Linked DNA regions of Mus musculus: region 2 is linked to region 1. Evidence: chromatin loops called from intact Hi-C (ENCODE). Cell type or tissue: left cerebral cortex. All regions are shown on one strand.

The links. A loop is a pair of places that touch in the nucleus more often than their neighbours do. Peaks named below come from ENCODE experiments on the same cell type or tissue, not always from the same donor. Only the 100,000 strongest peaks of a DNase experiment are listed, where the experiment ranks them.
Region 2: a loop joins it to region 1, with 5 times the contacts of the local background. A loop is called at or near these places in 2 of 42 quality-filtered maps.

Annotation. Positions count from the first base shown.
Region 1 is chr8:67,435,104-67,443,103 of GRCm38, reverse strand. No RefSeq gene overlaps it. Among named protein-coding and RNA genes, the nearest start is that of Nat1, 52 kb to the left of the region's middle. In left cerebral cortex, a CTCF peak has its summit at 3,033 (motif pointing left); DNase peaks (open chromatin) are centred at 2,992, 3,684, 4,121 and 4,695; H3K27ac peaks cover 2,315 bases.
Region 2 is chr8:67,746,153-67,754,152 of GRCm38, reverse strand. The region is part of intron 11 of Psd3 (pleckstrin and Sec7 domain containing 3); the gene reads left to right. Among named protein-coding and RNA genes, the nearest start is that of Gm32888, 110 kb to the left of the region's middle. In left cerebral cortex, no CTCF peak of the experiment used is centred here; DNase peaks (open chromatin) are centred at 384, 1,659, 2,219 and 4,834; H3K27ac peaks cover 4,491 bases.

The DNA.
Region 1 (8,000 bases):
TTGGAATATTGATACAAAGCTTTAGACAATACATAAAGATAGAGATAACTCTTCCTGAAGCACCATGACTTTCTTCCAGGGTTTGTTTTTAAGTAGGTTGGAGGATTGAAATAACACAAAGCCATGCTTATTAGGAAGCAAAGTAATCATCTTATACATAGCTTTACCTCCAAATCTTTAGTTCAATTGTAATAGAGACATCCCAGCTTGCTTGGCTCTCTCCATAGCTAAACAACCTTCCCACCTGGAGTGTTCTCCAGGAAGATGGGAAGGCATCTTCACTAAAGTGGAAGCTGAAGGCAGGACACGTGCCCCACCTTGAAAGTAAGAATATGGTAAGAATATGGTAAGAATATGGACCAGAGACAGAGACATAGGCTCAGCTAATCTAATGTCTTGTTAATGGTTCAGAATCTAGAGAAGAGACTCAAGAGATGCCAAGTCTTCCCGAGGCACTTATAGTAAATCTGATGAATTTTAGGGAAAGGGTCTGAGTCAACCCTCAGTGTAAGTGAGTGTCCAGTGAATGACCTGAACCAAGTGATCTTTATTACACATTTCATTTTTATATCCTTGCCTTCCTGATAATTTTAACAGTTAAAAGTTACCCACTAGCTCAGTATGACTGGAGAAAGGAAAGATAAAGGTTATTCAATGGCAGAAACCAGCCTGCTAACTCCTTTGGGAATTCAAATGAGCCTAAAGAACAGACATTATTATGTAATTAAGTCTGACCAGGTGTAGTTACAATTCTCCACTGTCTTTCCTGTCATAAATATTACGATTTTAGGACAGGGGTAGAAGGCAATTGTTTTCCTTTTAAGGGTCTGGTCTTAAGGTGGATAAGGGAATTTCAGAACTAACCTTTTCTTTTCTATGCTTGGGGCTTGAAGAGAAGTGACTCAAAATTAAAGGGGCTAAAAATACATTATTTGAGTTACAAGTTCTTGAATCCTCTCACAATGAACTACTTGTATGTTTAAATAAACAAAATCATATAGATGGTTGGAGCTACAAAACCTGGTTGTTATTAAAACAGCACCAGGTTGTCACTTTTTGGAGCAATCAGACATGGCATGTGTGTCTTCCAACCGAATATGCTGACCTGTATCTCTTAGGATGAGCGTTTTCAATGCATGAGGTTTGCCAAAGCCCCCCAACCTCTTTGTTGGAAGTAGGACCACGCTGAGAATCCTTAACGATGTGTTCTTTGTTCACCTGCTTTATGGGCTTGGAGCTCTCTGAGAGTTAAACCCAGTGTGCTTTGATACAAAGCTAGCTCCCTCACCCTCTTCTCTAAGAACCCTGTGCTGGCAGCCTGGCTGTCAGGGTTAGCATCAGTTGTCAACTTGATATACCTGGAAAGAGAAAGAGACACACTAAGTGGTTTTCCTATAAGTGCCTGCGTGGGTGGGGGGGATTTATATTAGTATTACTATTATAATCATTAACAGATATTAATCATAGAAAATGTTCATACTAATATACACACGCTGGTAGGGCCACCATCCTTCTGCAACCCCTTTCCTTCCTTCCTCCCCAAACACCATTCTGAGTCCCCTAAAGTCACTCATTTATTTCCATCAAGATTCCTTTTTGTAAGACAGTGAATGCAGAGCAGAGTCCCTGTGGTGTGGAGACCCTGTCCCTGTGGTGGCTACAGAGACCACAGGACTTCTTCATGCCCTGTAGACCTATTCATCCACACCCTTCTCGAGGTTCTATCAAAGGATGGTTTAGAGGTCTTGAGATTTTTCAAGCAGGGGTCTGGGAAAATGAAATGCAATTACTTCTTGCTAGCTGTACTAAAGAATCAAGGTGCTCTGTACCTTGGTGTTCTTTTCTCTTTTCTTGGAAAAAAAATAGCAGTGGTCCAGAGTTAAGAGAATGAGCATTTGTTATTTTGAGGTAGTTTTTTTTCCCCCTGATAAAAATAAAAGAAAAGGAAAAATAAAAAATGAAAGAAAAAAAGAAAAGAAAAGAGAAAGAAAGAACACACGATCAGTTCAGCATCTCTGGTGCTTAGTAGCTTGTCCAAAGAGCTCTTGGTGTGACTGGTTGATTATTTGTGGTTTTTCAGAGTCTCATGAAGGCCATACTGGCTTCAGATGATTCTTTGTGTTTTTTCACAGTCCCATGTAGCCTATACTGACCTCAGACTTGGTGCATAGCTAAGGCCAGTCCATCTATCACCCTGCTGGGCTTCCTAGTGCTGGATTACAGAGGTGTACCTCTAAAACTGGCTTTTGTAAACCTTTCCATGGGTCTTTTATCCTTATCTGGCTGTCCACATGACTCTGGTGACTACATCTTAGAGCAGGGTCACAGCATGGAAAAATGACTCTCTTGGCTTTACATCAAGGTATCTCGTCCAGTGTTTCATGGCCCTGTAATGAACAAAGAAATGCTATTGGCACTATTGGAAGAAATTACAGATCTGAGATGAAATGTTTCCAAGCTCTCCAGTATTGTCTTCTGATATTTGAAGACTTAGAAAATTAAGAACTGCTAGAGCTAAGAATTTAGTCAAGAATGGTATAATCTCCCTCCATAATTTTTTTTATAAAAACTGAGGCCTTTGATTATGAAGTGATATTATTTCCTACTTACCTCTCGACTCATAGACCTGTGCCTCACCCATATCAAACAGCTGAGTCCTTTGTGTGGTAACTCAAAGGATTCCCTCAGTAGCTATATAGACAGATAGCTATATATATATATATTTGAAAGAAAGAAACAAGTAAGAGTGATTATCATTCACAATAAGACATGAGACATATTTCCAGGACCCCAATTCTCAGCATCAAACCATTTCTCCAATGATTATCCTTTGGGGGACTTCATAAACCATCCTTCAAAATCTTGTTTGAAACCATGATTGCCAGAGTTATGTGAAGAGTTAAAAAATGAGCCGTTGCTACTGGAAAATGCAGAGAGATTAACAGAAATAAACTGTGACGTACATGGGGATTTCTTCTCAGGTTTCCAGGTTGCTAGATGAGTCTGTCTACCTCTGCTGACATCTAGTGTTGTGTTGTGTGGTTGGCACATGGGTGCTCTTAGAAGAACCCTAATGGAGGGGGATAGTAGCCAAGGATCTGTGAAATGACAATGTATTTATTCATTAGTGAGGATAAGAATCATGAACAATAACAAGTGAACTGGAGTTTATTCTAGTCCAAAGGTCAATGTGCATATGTGCTCCTCCAATAGTTCATATGAAGATGTGTGTGAGGGCTTATTAACAGTGTTCTCTTCAGGCCGTGTGTGGTGACCCAGCACTACACCAATTTGATTCCTTCATAAAGATTATCAAAAAAGGTGTGGGTGTAGGGATTGCAATGGTCTCTCACAGAGTCTTTCCATTAACTTTTAGATCTGTAGGTGGTAATGTTAAATCAATAGAAAGAGAAGTATAAAGAGAAAGGAAAGAAAAAAGAAAGAGAAGCAACATAAAGGCTTAGCTTACAGTTCACACTAGTACTGTGTTTTAGTTGCCTTCCTTTTGTACCATCTCTGCAAGCCGCCAGGAGGTGCAGTCTGCCTTAAAATAACTTTCCAAGGCAGGTGAAAGTAACCAGGCAATTTCTGGTATGTGCAAGAAGGACTTAAGGTCTATGAAGGTTCTGCTTTGCTCTTTCTCTTTCCTGAGAATTCAGTTGCTCTACAGAATCTGACAAAACCTTTCTGAAAAGAAGGCTAGCACAGTGGGCTTCCGGAAAAATGCAAATATCCCAATGCCAACAGAGCCAGGTGTAAGAAGCGTTGCTAGGCAACGCGTCTCTAGGTGACAGCTACGTTTTACTATTTAAAGGACTGGAATGAATATTTCATTTCATATGTATAGGTGTTTTACTTGCATGTATATATGTGTATCATATGCACATCTGGTATCCTCTTGTATTGATTTAAACTTTCTGCCAAGCTCCTCTATAAAGGCAGATGAAGAAAGTAACTTTTTCCTTGGACTTTTGCTCTCCTTTGGGGTTGGTTTGTTTGTTTTGAGACAGTTCTCAACTGTAGTTCAGGCTGGCTTCAAACTCACTCTAGAGACCAAGTTGGCTTCAAACCCACGATGAGTCTTCTGCCTTAGCTCCTGAATTCCGAAATTAGGTTGTAGGCACCACTCACCATATCTGGTCAGAAAAGTTTTAAAAGAAAAAAAAAGTTCCTTTCGTTCACAGGTGACCTTCTATGAGTTATAACCAAATGAGGTGAGGTAGAATTTACAGCATGGGACTACATCACTACATCCTATTCTTGAAGCAATATTTTAATCTCTTTCAATCACCTCAGAAAACTACTTGCCATAAAGCACACATATATGTACTGATTTATTAGCATGCATCTTCTTGATACATACATTATACGAACCATCTCATCCTAGCTCCTTATCCCCGTATCTCAGACTTATTAAAGCCCACCTCATCTGTAAAACCCCACTAGCTCTGTTGCTATTTGTAGACAGAAATATCAATAACTTGGCTGAAAGTTCCTGGTCCTAAGTCTGGGGATGGGAAATCATGGGTTTATGGCGTTCACAGAGAAGTCACTACTTTGAATCATCTCAGTGACCTTTCAAGGGCTGAAATCAAACCACAGTTGCAAAAATTAACTGCTCCTTCTTCCATCTAAGAAAAGCAATGCACATTCTGGAGATACTCGTTGCCTGGCAACAAATGCATACTTCCTTCTCCTTAGACAACTTCCAAAAAAACTGCTAGGAAGAAAATTGGCCAATAAAATAAATCTGGTGGTTCTTAGTGTGGGAGGAGAGCAAATTCACAAAATGTGCATGTGGGGTGTGTGTGTGTGTGTGTGTGTGTGTGTGTGTGTGCGTGTGCTTGTAGGTGCATATGTGCTCATGAGGTGGGTAGATAAGAAAGCATAGAAAGACAGAATAGAGCACAGTAATACAGTGCCGTATTGATTAATTTGTTCAGTAATGTTTGTGTATGTGTGTGGACTGTATGAAACTACCCAGTCATGGCTAAGGTTTTCTGCTTCAGAGAAAAACAGTGTTCATTATCTTCTCAAACCACTGACTGCTAAGCTGTGTGATGATTTCAATGGTGAAGAAAGAGTACAAAGATGAAGAAAAATATTGCCCTTTCTGATTTTTGTTATTCTTTTTGTTCAGAAAACTAAGACTTGAAAAACATCAACATCTTTGTCCATTATCTGTTGCTATGGTGAGACTGTGAAATTGCTAATGAAAAAATGGGGTTTATCTTGGCTCTCAGGTATAGGTGTCGGGAAGTTCATGGTTGAGTTCCAGTCCTTTCTCATTTTCTGTCATGAGCTTAGCACTATGTCAGCTCAGAAATATCAGAAATAGGCAGAATATCAGAAATCAGGCAGGACATGTGGAAAGACAGATATGTTACAGAAGAAGGAGGAGGCATCAACCTCACTTTGCAGCAAACCACCACTCTGTCACCGCTTAGCCCAGTCTTGTGGAAACTATATTGCTCTTTTTATAAAGGAGCAGCCATTATAATCTAAGTACCTTTGAAAGAGCCCGACACTGATTCACTATGGAATTATACATCAACGTGAGCATCTATTGGAGCAAGACATCTTAAATTTATAGAAGTACTAATACTAATAACTAATAATTAGAGAGACTTTTGTTTCTTGTTCTTACACAAAGAGGACTTCAGCTTTTTAAACACAGAGGACACATGTCTTCACTCCTCTTGCTTCACTTTTGTCCTGGAGTGAATGAGATTTCTTTAACCATGTTCCATAAGCACTTCTTTTTATGAAGGTAAAATGTACATAACAAAAACTGATGTTCTAACTTTTTTTTTTAAGCTTGAGAATTTATCAGACACAGAGGGTAACTAGAGCAAATTTACAAAATGGCTATTAGGTTACCTTCAATCTAAGAAGAAGGTGCCATTTTTCCTGCAAGCAATATATAAATAGTTAACAGAATTACCTTCCCATTTAGTCAGTTCTGGAAGATGAAAAGAGAACATCTCAAAGGGGTTTTGTGTAATTCAGGAAAGGACTTACTTGGGTGAAGTATAGCTAACAAAATTAGGGTTATCAGAACATCTGCTTAACAGGGAGGGTAATTTTCAAACTATTAGCTGAAGTTTGAGGGGGCCACAAATTTAATTACCTGAAGTCTGGCCTTTGGTATCCCTTTTGAAGAGCCATAAGAGGCTCTTGGATGGCTCACAGCTCCAAATCAGGTTGTCTTACATATCACCTTATGCCTTTTATGGAAACTAGAGACACAGAAACCCAGATAATATTCCCTGGAATTTACAGCCATTGGGATATTTAACAAAGCCTAATAAGGCCACTTCCTGTCTGACTTTATTTCTGTTGACATGACAGATACCATGACAAGAAGCAACACAAGGAAGGGAAGCATTTATTTGGCTTACAATTTCAGGTCACAGTCCATTACTTCAGGGAAGTCAAGGCTGGAATGCAGTCAGTCACATCACAGCCACAGTTGAGGGCAAGGAGTGTGCAGGATTGCTTGTTCTCAGCCACTTCCTCCCTCTTATATTGTCCAGGACTCCTTGCTTTGGTAATTTTGACACTTGCAGTGGGCTGGGTCTTCTTACATCAATTAAAAATCAAGGCAATATGTCATAGACATACCGTGGTAGTTTGAATCTAACTGGCTCTTATAGGCCCAATAGGGAGTAACACTATTAGGAGATACAGCCTTGTTGGAGGAAGTATGTCACTGTGGGGGTCTGCTACTATAGGGTTGTAGGCCCACTCCACTCCATCATTGGGCACGGCCACTTGGGAAGGCAGAATGGGGGGAGTTTGACTGCCCTTATCCTGTGCCACTACCCTAGTGGTGGTGTGTGCTGGGCTGTACAGAAGCTCAGAAATACTGCTCCAGAAGGGGGAAAGTGCAGTCTGAGATGTGGGAAAGCTGGAAGTGGTTTGTGGGGTCCCTGGACTTGTGATGAGGTCAGGGTCTTGCGGTTCTCAGGGTCTTGAGCATCCAGGCACTGCTGGGACTCACAGAAGAGCAGAGAGCAGAGTCAGGGCCTGCAGGCTGGAGACAGCGTCTAGCCAGAGCCACAGGGTAAAGGGATGCACGGCTCTCTCTCATGGGGTGATTGTCTTTAGTTTGGCTGTGGTTATGGCTGGAAACACAGAGGGACCTTCTACAGGAGAGTAGGCTGTGCCTCTGTACAGGAAGACCTTTTTCATGGCTCCCCATTGTGGATCTTGGTATAAAGAGACATTCTAAGGTTTATTGTCATGGTGGAAAATGGATGCATAAACCATACCCCGTTTCTCATGGTAGGCCTGAGATTAAATACCTTTGTAGGGAGGAATGTCTGGGATGGGAAGCTTATTGGCGAGGCCCCCAGGCCTCTAGATACCTCATAAGCTTGGAGAACTCTGTTTCGGGACTATGTGAGAAGCATGGCACATGATCCAACTCAGGAGGGTGGCAGGGAGCAGAGTCACCTCAGCCTCAGGCGCATGACCACTGAGTCTCTGCGTCTGGACCTGCTCTCCCTTCCCAGACTTTCTGGCATGGTTTTATGCCCACAGGTTTTGAGGTCTCAGATACGCTAAGCCACATCCAGTGGGAAAATCTCTCCTTGCTCCCTTTGGATCAAGATGTAGAACTCTTGGCTCCTTCTCCAGCACCACATCTGCCGGCAAACCGCCATGCTTCCTGCCATGATGATAATAGACTAAACCTCTGAAACGGTAAACAAGCCAGTCACAATTAATGTTTTCCTTTATAAGAGTTGCCATTGGAGTGACTGCTGTGCTGGTGAGTGTGGGGGATAACCAATGGGGGGAGGGGACTCCCCATTCTCAGAGGAGAATGGGAAGGGGAAATGAGAGAGGAACTTCGAGAGTTGGAGGGGAAGAGGGGCTGATATTGGGATGTAAAGTTAAGTAATTAATGCAAAGAAAGAGTTGCCTTAGTCATGGTGTCTCTTCTCAGTAATGAAACCCTAAGACACATGCTCACAGGTCAAACTAATCTAGATAAT
Region 2 (8,000 bases), 310 kb before region 1:
GAATTCTTTATATTATGATTTTCTTATAAAATTTAAAAAATTAAAGCATAGATTAAAAGAAGATATGCATAGCCTTATCAGTGATTCAGACCTACAACGTACATTTTTTAACACAGTCTTAAATTAATTAGGAAAAAAAGATGATCCTGTGTTTTTCAAAGGGCTAAAGTTATAGTAAACCAATGTCACAAGGAAAAAAACCCTCAGATTATTTATGTAAGGGATTTTATTTATTCTGTATTTCAGTTTAAAACACTCAGTCATGACAGTGAAAGCAAGGCAGCAGGAGCTTGAAGCAGCTTCTCATTTTACACTCACAGGAAACGGTGAGCAAGAAAAGCCATTCCTAGTGTCTGGCTTTTTTCCACTCTGCGCCGTCCAGGGTCTCCTGCAGGGGCTAGCCCTCTCTCCAGTCAAGAAGAGCTTCTCAAAGGAACTGACCCAACAGAGACACTGCTTCACCAGCAGGCGAGGAGGAGAGCATACCCTGTCAGAATGATAACAGTATCACATTCAGTAAAATCTATGTATTGTCCACATTTGACCCTATAGTCTCCAATAAGAGGAGTCATGAAATAAAAGCAGGGAGTTCAGGAAGTGGAAAAAGATCTTTATGTTCTTCTAAACAGGAAGATGAAAAATACTGCCTACACAGAAAATAAGTGTCATCAGTTATATATAAATTGAAGAATGAATAGGAAAAGCAGTAAGCATGTGAAGTAAAAGTCATGCTAATTAGCCTGATTGTGGCAATTCACAGTGTATATAGATATTAAATGTCAAATTGTACTCTCAAAGTACACTCTTTATTTGTTACTAATACATTAGGAAAGGTGTTGCTGTGGAGAAATCTCAATTGGTAGAGGCTAGCCGACCATCCACAGATCACTTCTTTCTATTCTCAACACCATGAAATCCATATGTTATGGTATATCGGGCTAAGAAGTTCAAGGATGTCCTTGGTAACATAGTGAGCACAAGGCCAGCCTCGGCTGTATGAGAACATTTAAAAAAAAAAAAAAAAAAAAAAAAGGCAAGCTTGAGACTCGAGACTGGGAGCAGTTAAAACAAGATCTCCCTTTATAGTTCTTGTTGGCATGTAGATCATGTTGGGCATTGGTCTGATACTCACTAAAATCTGCCTCCCTCTAAGTTCTGGAATGAAAGGTATGTGCCACCATACATGTCCAGCTAAGGAAAAATACATTTCACAAAAAAAAAAAAAAAAAAAAAAAACAGTTGTCAGGATGTTCCTTTAAACTATGGAGGATACTGGAAGTGCAAATTAAAATACATAAGATGAAGTGTGATTGTTTGCTAGATCCTTATCTATCACAGCCAGTAGCCGACAGGTCCTTTGGGGGAAAGAGACTAGAGGAACAAGTCACAGAAATTCATCAGTTTGGTAATTTTCAAGATTTTAATGATTGAATTTTTGTTGTTGATTCTGCACTGATAGTACTAATCTGGGATGTCTTATTTGAAGTGTTCTAATATTGCCACTTTAAGACGGAGAGGATTAAGAATTCTTTAAAGCGGTTATGATTTCAGTTTCCTTCATTGGGCATGCAGGTGGCTGGCTGGCATGCACAGACAGCTAGCAACCTCCACTCACTCTTGAGGGATTCCAACAATTGTCTGTCATCAGAAGTTCTGAAAATCCAATCCTACATGTCAAATGTGAGAGTCGATGTTATCCTGAGTCACACGTACTGAAAACAAGGTTGGAATGGCAATGCAGGCAGAATGCTTTGCAATTGGATAACACTAGGACAGCGACACTATAATTAAGAGATACTAAAAATGATTTTTTTCTCTCCATAAGAAGGTTGTCTCTTGTAATAGAGACTCATTTAAGAAAAGACAAAAAAAAATGCAATTATTTTAAAATAAGGCTGAGGTCTCTCCTCCCTTTGTTATTCTGTGGAAACTAGGTAGGTAAGAAGTGTCAGCTATCCACACAGGGCCAAGAGCTGTCCAGTGAAAGAAGCCAGGGATGTGTGGTCCTTTGTCCCGTGACAGCTGGTTTTTGGTGGAGTGTTATTTATTTACAATAAGAATGCCCTTTCACAGTCCTGTGTTCTAACCAAACAAGTATGCTTTAGGTTAATCTCCATTTGATGGCTGCCTCTTTAATTTAAATCTACCCTGTTAGGCAGTGAAGTTAGTGAAAAGAGGCCGCCCACCATTCTCCTCAGAAGCAGTCCTTCTGACAGGGAACAGTGGAACATAAACTGCCAGTCTTTCAGCACCAAAAAAGTCTGGGTACAGAGTCTCTGACGTACTTCTTGCTGGAAGAGAAACTCGATTTTTTGCTGCATCTAATTTTTAGAAGTTCTTCTATTTTTACTGTTTACCCTTTAGGTTTAGTTAACATTTAAGAGAAGGAGAAAATAAGTTCTGTATCTCTGCTATGGTAATTTAATGCAAGTATTGAATTAAGAACATTGAGTGGGGTCCATAGGTTCGGTGTGCATGAGGCCCAGGACCCAGTCCCGAGCACCACCAATAACAGCATGAACAACAACAGAGCTGCTCAGGTTTGCTCAGAGCATACTTTTCTAGATTCCTACTTTCTGCCTGAGATTGTGGGCAGTAATGAACACTGTAAACTAATGACATTTCCCTGTACGTTAAGCAATGATCGTGGTCTCTTAGAACTTCTGCATTGTCAAGTGCTGAAAGTAAATCAGCATGAATTTCTTTTTTTCTTCCTTATAACTTAATAAATAGATCTATTCTTAACATAGATCACAAAAAACACTATAAGATCCTTTTTTCCTTTCCTTCTGTCCTCTTAGAGGAAGCACTTTGTACCTTTTCCTTTGTATATTCAAGATGACAGCATCACTCCTCTTGTGCTCTGAGGCTTACTAGAACACAGACTTGAACTACAGACCATGCACATGTACTAGAGATGGTCACTATGGGTCTAACTTGGTAAACAGTGGCTGTGGTGTGGCTGTGCTGGACAAGTTGATGGTAAAGGCCCTTGGGCTGCTCCGTCTAGATGATTTGCACCATACCACTCAGAACAGCGTGCAGTTTAAAACTTACAGAGTTGCTAACTTCTAGAATTTTCTGCTTAATGTTTTCTGCTGGATAGTGGAGAACACAGAAGCAAAGCTACAGATATATAAGGGGTTGAACAAGTTCTCTTAAAGAATCATGGTAGTACTAAATTTTATGAACAAAATTTAGGACTCCACACACCACCAAATTAAGAATTTGACCTTTGAAATGAGATAGGTCATTGATATATTTTTAACATTTTCTGAGCACTAGTTTTGTGCCAGTACTACTTACACTTAGAGGAGAAGATAGGAAGAGTCAAGTATATCTGAGTAGGTTTCATTAAACTGAGCAGAACACTAACTTCCAAAAGGAAGGAGATGAAATCTTCTGTGATAGAGATTATGGGTTCAAATATTCCAACAGAGAATGAATATAGCACAGAACCCTTAAACTGGGAATAATTGGTGAGGCTTTTTGTACTTACCACTGTTTTTGGCTCATACAAGGAACCAAGCTGTTATTTCAGCCACAGAATATCATGGTCTTGCTAAAAGGGTTTGAGCCAATAATGATGCATTAAGTAAAATATGGCATAGCCATACAATATTATCCTTTGGAAATATTTGTTGAGTAATATAGTAATATATCAGTATACATTTTTAAAGCAAGAAGTTTATTATTACAATGTAAACACAATCATAAAAATTTTAGAAGGCTATATGTTATATTAGTGACTGTTGCTGCATGTGGGTGGTGGGGTGTATGTGTTTACATGTTTATTTTTGTCACTGATATACAAATATATGTAATGTATACAAATATATGTAATGTACATCCTGGAACATTTGTTAGTTAAATATACATTAATACTAGGAAGTATTTTAAAGTCATAGCCAAATGAAATTAAATAAATAAATAATGTTTAGAAAAAGTGACAGATACAGAAAAGCATAATACTTATTAGCGTGTGATTATCATTCAAAAGTGATGATGGCTAAGGTATGATTGGATGTATTTTCTCTCTGATTTAAGAGAATATTGCACAGTCATCCCTCATATGCAGATCATCCCTCCTTATATGCAGAGCTCTCATTCCAAAGCTGCTGTGTACTGATGGGATATTTGCAAATAACCTATGCACATCCCACATGTACTTAACTCATCACTGCATTACTGGTAATACCTAATACAAGCATGCGATATGGAAATTAATGTTGTACTGTATTGCTTAGGAATTTAAAAAAATAAATTCTACATGTTCAGTTCAAATGCAACCCTAACTGAATGCTCCCTTAACTACAAGCACATGAAGGAATTTCCAAGAAAAGAATATTCAAAGGGGAAAAGCCAGAGCCTGCGGAGCTGGGAAATAGCAGGAGATTACAGTAAGGGTCATTCTTGGTAATTCAGCGTACAGCCTGGCACACAACAAATTCCGATCTTGCTTTTGGGACTTTTATGGGAAAGGGGAGATCATCATCGGTATCTGTAATTGGTTGAAGCACAGGTAAGGACTCGAGTACAGAGAGCTGGCTGTGCCATTGACAGTAAACAGATGAGGAGTGTGGGGTGATTGATTGGTAGACAGTGTTTTAGCATCACTTAGTGACCTGCAGAAGGACAGCTGACTTGCTCTTGGAGGATCCACAATGGTCACCTTTTCTGAGAAGGTGGGAAGCACTTGGACAGTCAAGGAAGTCTGATGAATGCAAGCCATTTGGCCTGAGTTAGGAACAGCTAAGCCTAGGATGGCCTCACTTGACCATGTATCTGAGCTACCTTTCAGAAGTTGCTGAGGTCTCTTACAGATCTACTGAGATGGAGAGACCCAGAACCAGCCCTGATGTATCACTTTCCTTAAAGAACAAATATTGTCTGGGGCTGCTCATCCTTGCTGTCTGTCTGAGGCTGCTCATCCTTGCTGTCTGTCTGAAGGCTGCTCATCCTTGCTGTCTGTCTGAGGGCTGCTCATCCTTGCTGTCTGTCTGAGGGCTGCTCATCCTTGCTGTCTGTCTGAGGCTGCTCATCCTTGCTGTCTGTCTGGGGCTGCTCATCCTTGCTGTCTGTCTGAGGCTGCTCATCCTTGCTGTCTGTCTGAGGGCTGCTCATCCTTGCTGTCTGTCTGAGGCTGCTCATCCTTGCTGTCTGTCTGGGGCTGCTCATCCTTGCTGTCTGTCTGAGGGCTGCGCATCCTTGCCACTATGAATTATTTTTATTGACCAGAAGCTGCTTTTGCCTAGAGGCATTTTAAAGGTGCCAGTGAGGTGTGGGCTGTTTAACAATTACAATGACTGACTTGAATTGCTATTTGTAGAGATGCATGCTCAGCAATGGCTGTGGCTGCATCATTCCATAGGTCACAGGGTGCTCTGAATTTAATAGAACTTGATTGTTACCAGTAATCCTTCTCTATCAGTAACCTTCAACTGTAGAAACAGACTGTAAGGCATTAGCAATATTTCACTTAGCACGTAACTGCTTTTTGAGTTTTGTAAAGAGCACAAGGCATGATGAAAACTCATTAGTATGTTGCTCTTAGTTCAATGTTTACAGCTTTCACTTTAATGAAGTTACTGGACTTCAGTAAGATTTTGCTTCACTCCACTTTTTAAAGTCTACAAGGACAAGTTTTCTAGAATCTTCACTCAACAATATCTGCTTTATAAGATACCTGATTGCTCCAATTTTAAAGTCAGTTGTCCCTGCTGAATGTTCCTTAACTAACCCTGAAATATCCTTATAATTTGTCGATCTATATTAGTTCTTATAATATAGATTATACTATAATCTGTGTTATATTGTAATATAATATAGCCTGGTTATTTTCTGATATTTTATCCCATATCCAACAGTATCTTAATAGAACATTTTATATTTGACCTTAAATGACCTTTCTCTATCTTTTTTGTTTGTTTGTTTGCCTTTGTTTTTGTTTTAGATGTTCTGAAACTTGGTCTTATACTGCAGCTTGTGATAACCTGAACTCTGTAGCTCTATTCATGCTAGTTTCAGACTCATGACAATCTTCCTGCCTTACCTTCCTGAGTACATGCTGGGATTATGGTCATAAACTACCATGCCCTTTTGACCACTCCTCTTTTTGCATCCTATCTTCTAACGTGCCTACCCGAATGGTAGCATAAGTACTATACAGTCTTCACCATAATATTAATATCTGCTGGATCATATTTTGTGTATCTGTCTATTTAGAATATTTTGAACTTTTCAATTAGTAATGGAAGGTGTATCTGCTCTGTAGATACCAACAAACAAAGTAGTTTTGGAGGCTCCATTTTAATTTGAGGAGAGTGCTATGTTATATTTGTGATAAATTTATGCAAGTGTTAGGTAATCCATGGAAAATTAATTCTAGGACAGAGAATGGTACTCAGTGATAGAGCATTTGTCCCACATGCCCCAGGCCAGAGGTTGAATTCTAGGAGGTGGGAGAAAGGGAGAAAGAGTGAGGAGAGGATGAATGTTAATATTTGGAGAATGAAGGAAATATGCACTGTGCTGCAGAAGTGGATAGAAGACTCCTGGATTAAACAACACTTGACCTTATAGAAGTTGAAAGGTCAGGTCATGATGCTATCTTGGAAAGAAACATCCTAGCAGGAGATAGTATGAGGTTTGCTTTAATTAAATTCAAAACCACGTGTTTCCATGACCAGCAGAAAAGTTTTCCTGAATGAATAAATAAAAGGATATGTCATTATTCTCATAATTCCCACCCTGTTTCTTTGTAAGCCCTACCTAATGTGCATATGTAGTTACCTTCTATGATCTTTTACAAAGCCTGACAAATATTTACATTCATCTTGGACTTGTAGCAGAGGCCACCCATGGAAGCACCTCTTTAAAAGCAGAATGACGCATATATGAGTTCTGTTTTAATGATGCATATATGAGTTTGAGTTTGGTTTGAATGATGCATATTTGAGTTGGGTTTGAATGATGTATATATCAGTTCAGCTTGAATGGCACATATATGAGTTTGGGTTTAATATTCTTTTGTTTATTAATGCTTATATAGAAAGTTCAGGTTATCATTTCTAGTTCATTGATACCTCAATGTCAGCAGGACTCAGGACTAAATGGGCACAATGAATGTGTTAATAAATACATCACACTTCATGCCCTCTCCCAGGTAAAGTAAAAGTGCTATGCGTCCTCTTTCCGAAGTGGTCACACTCCCAAAAAAGAAATTATTCTCCCTCTCCCAGCAGATAGATATTAACTACCAATAGCTCCTTAATTGTGGATGGAGCCCAAGAACTCCTCCCTCATCCATGTTAGCTGAATTGATCTTGTGCTGGTAACCAGAGCTAGTAACTCAAGCTCATAAGAATTTGAGTGCAGTATCCATTTCACAGATGACAGGGTTTCACAGAATTCCTCTCATTCCCCTGTTCTTGCATTCTTTCTGCCTCCACTCTGAAGATGTTCCCTGACACTTGGCTGGAACTGGATGAAGGGAACAGAGTTGGGGTATTGATAAAGGATTTTGGCTTAGGGATGGGTACTTGAAATCATTATTCTTAGCTCTAACTAGTTATGTATCTTTCCACTGACTGCAGCAGGAAGCTCCCTCTGCCCAAAGTTGAGAGCAACGCACATCTATGAGTAGAAACAAACAAACAAACAAACAAACAAACAAAATCAGAAGGAAGTTTGCTGACATGACCATTTTGAAGAGTATGTTCTACATTAGGCCTATCGCGCCCCAACCATGGGTTTACAATTACCTGGTCAGACTTCAAATCAAATCAGTAGGTTGTCCTATAATAGTTATGCCCTATTAAGCCAGTAGGTATATCTTGCCTGGCACTTTGGTATTTTTGCATGTAGAGTCTAGCTTCTTCTCCAGGAGCATGTGTTGAAGTTAAGCCCAGTTCTTCCTCCCAGCCCCATGCTCCCAGAAATAAGGCTCATACTCAAAATATATTTACAAATACCTTGGCCTGATAGCTAGAATCTTCTCT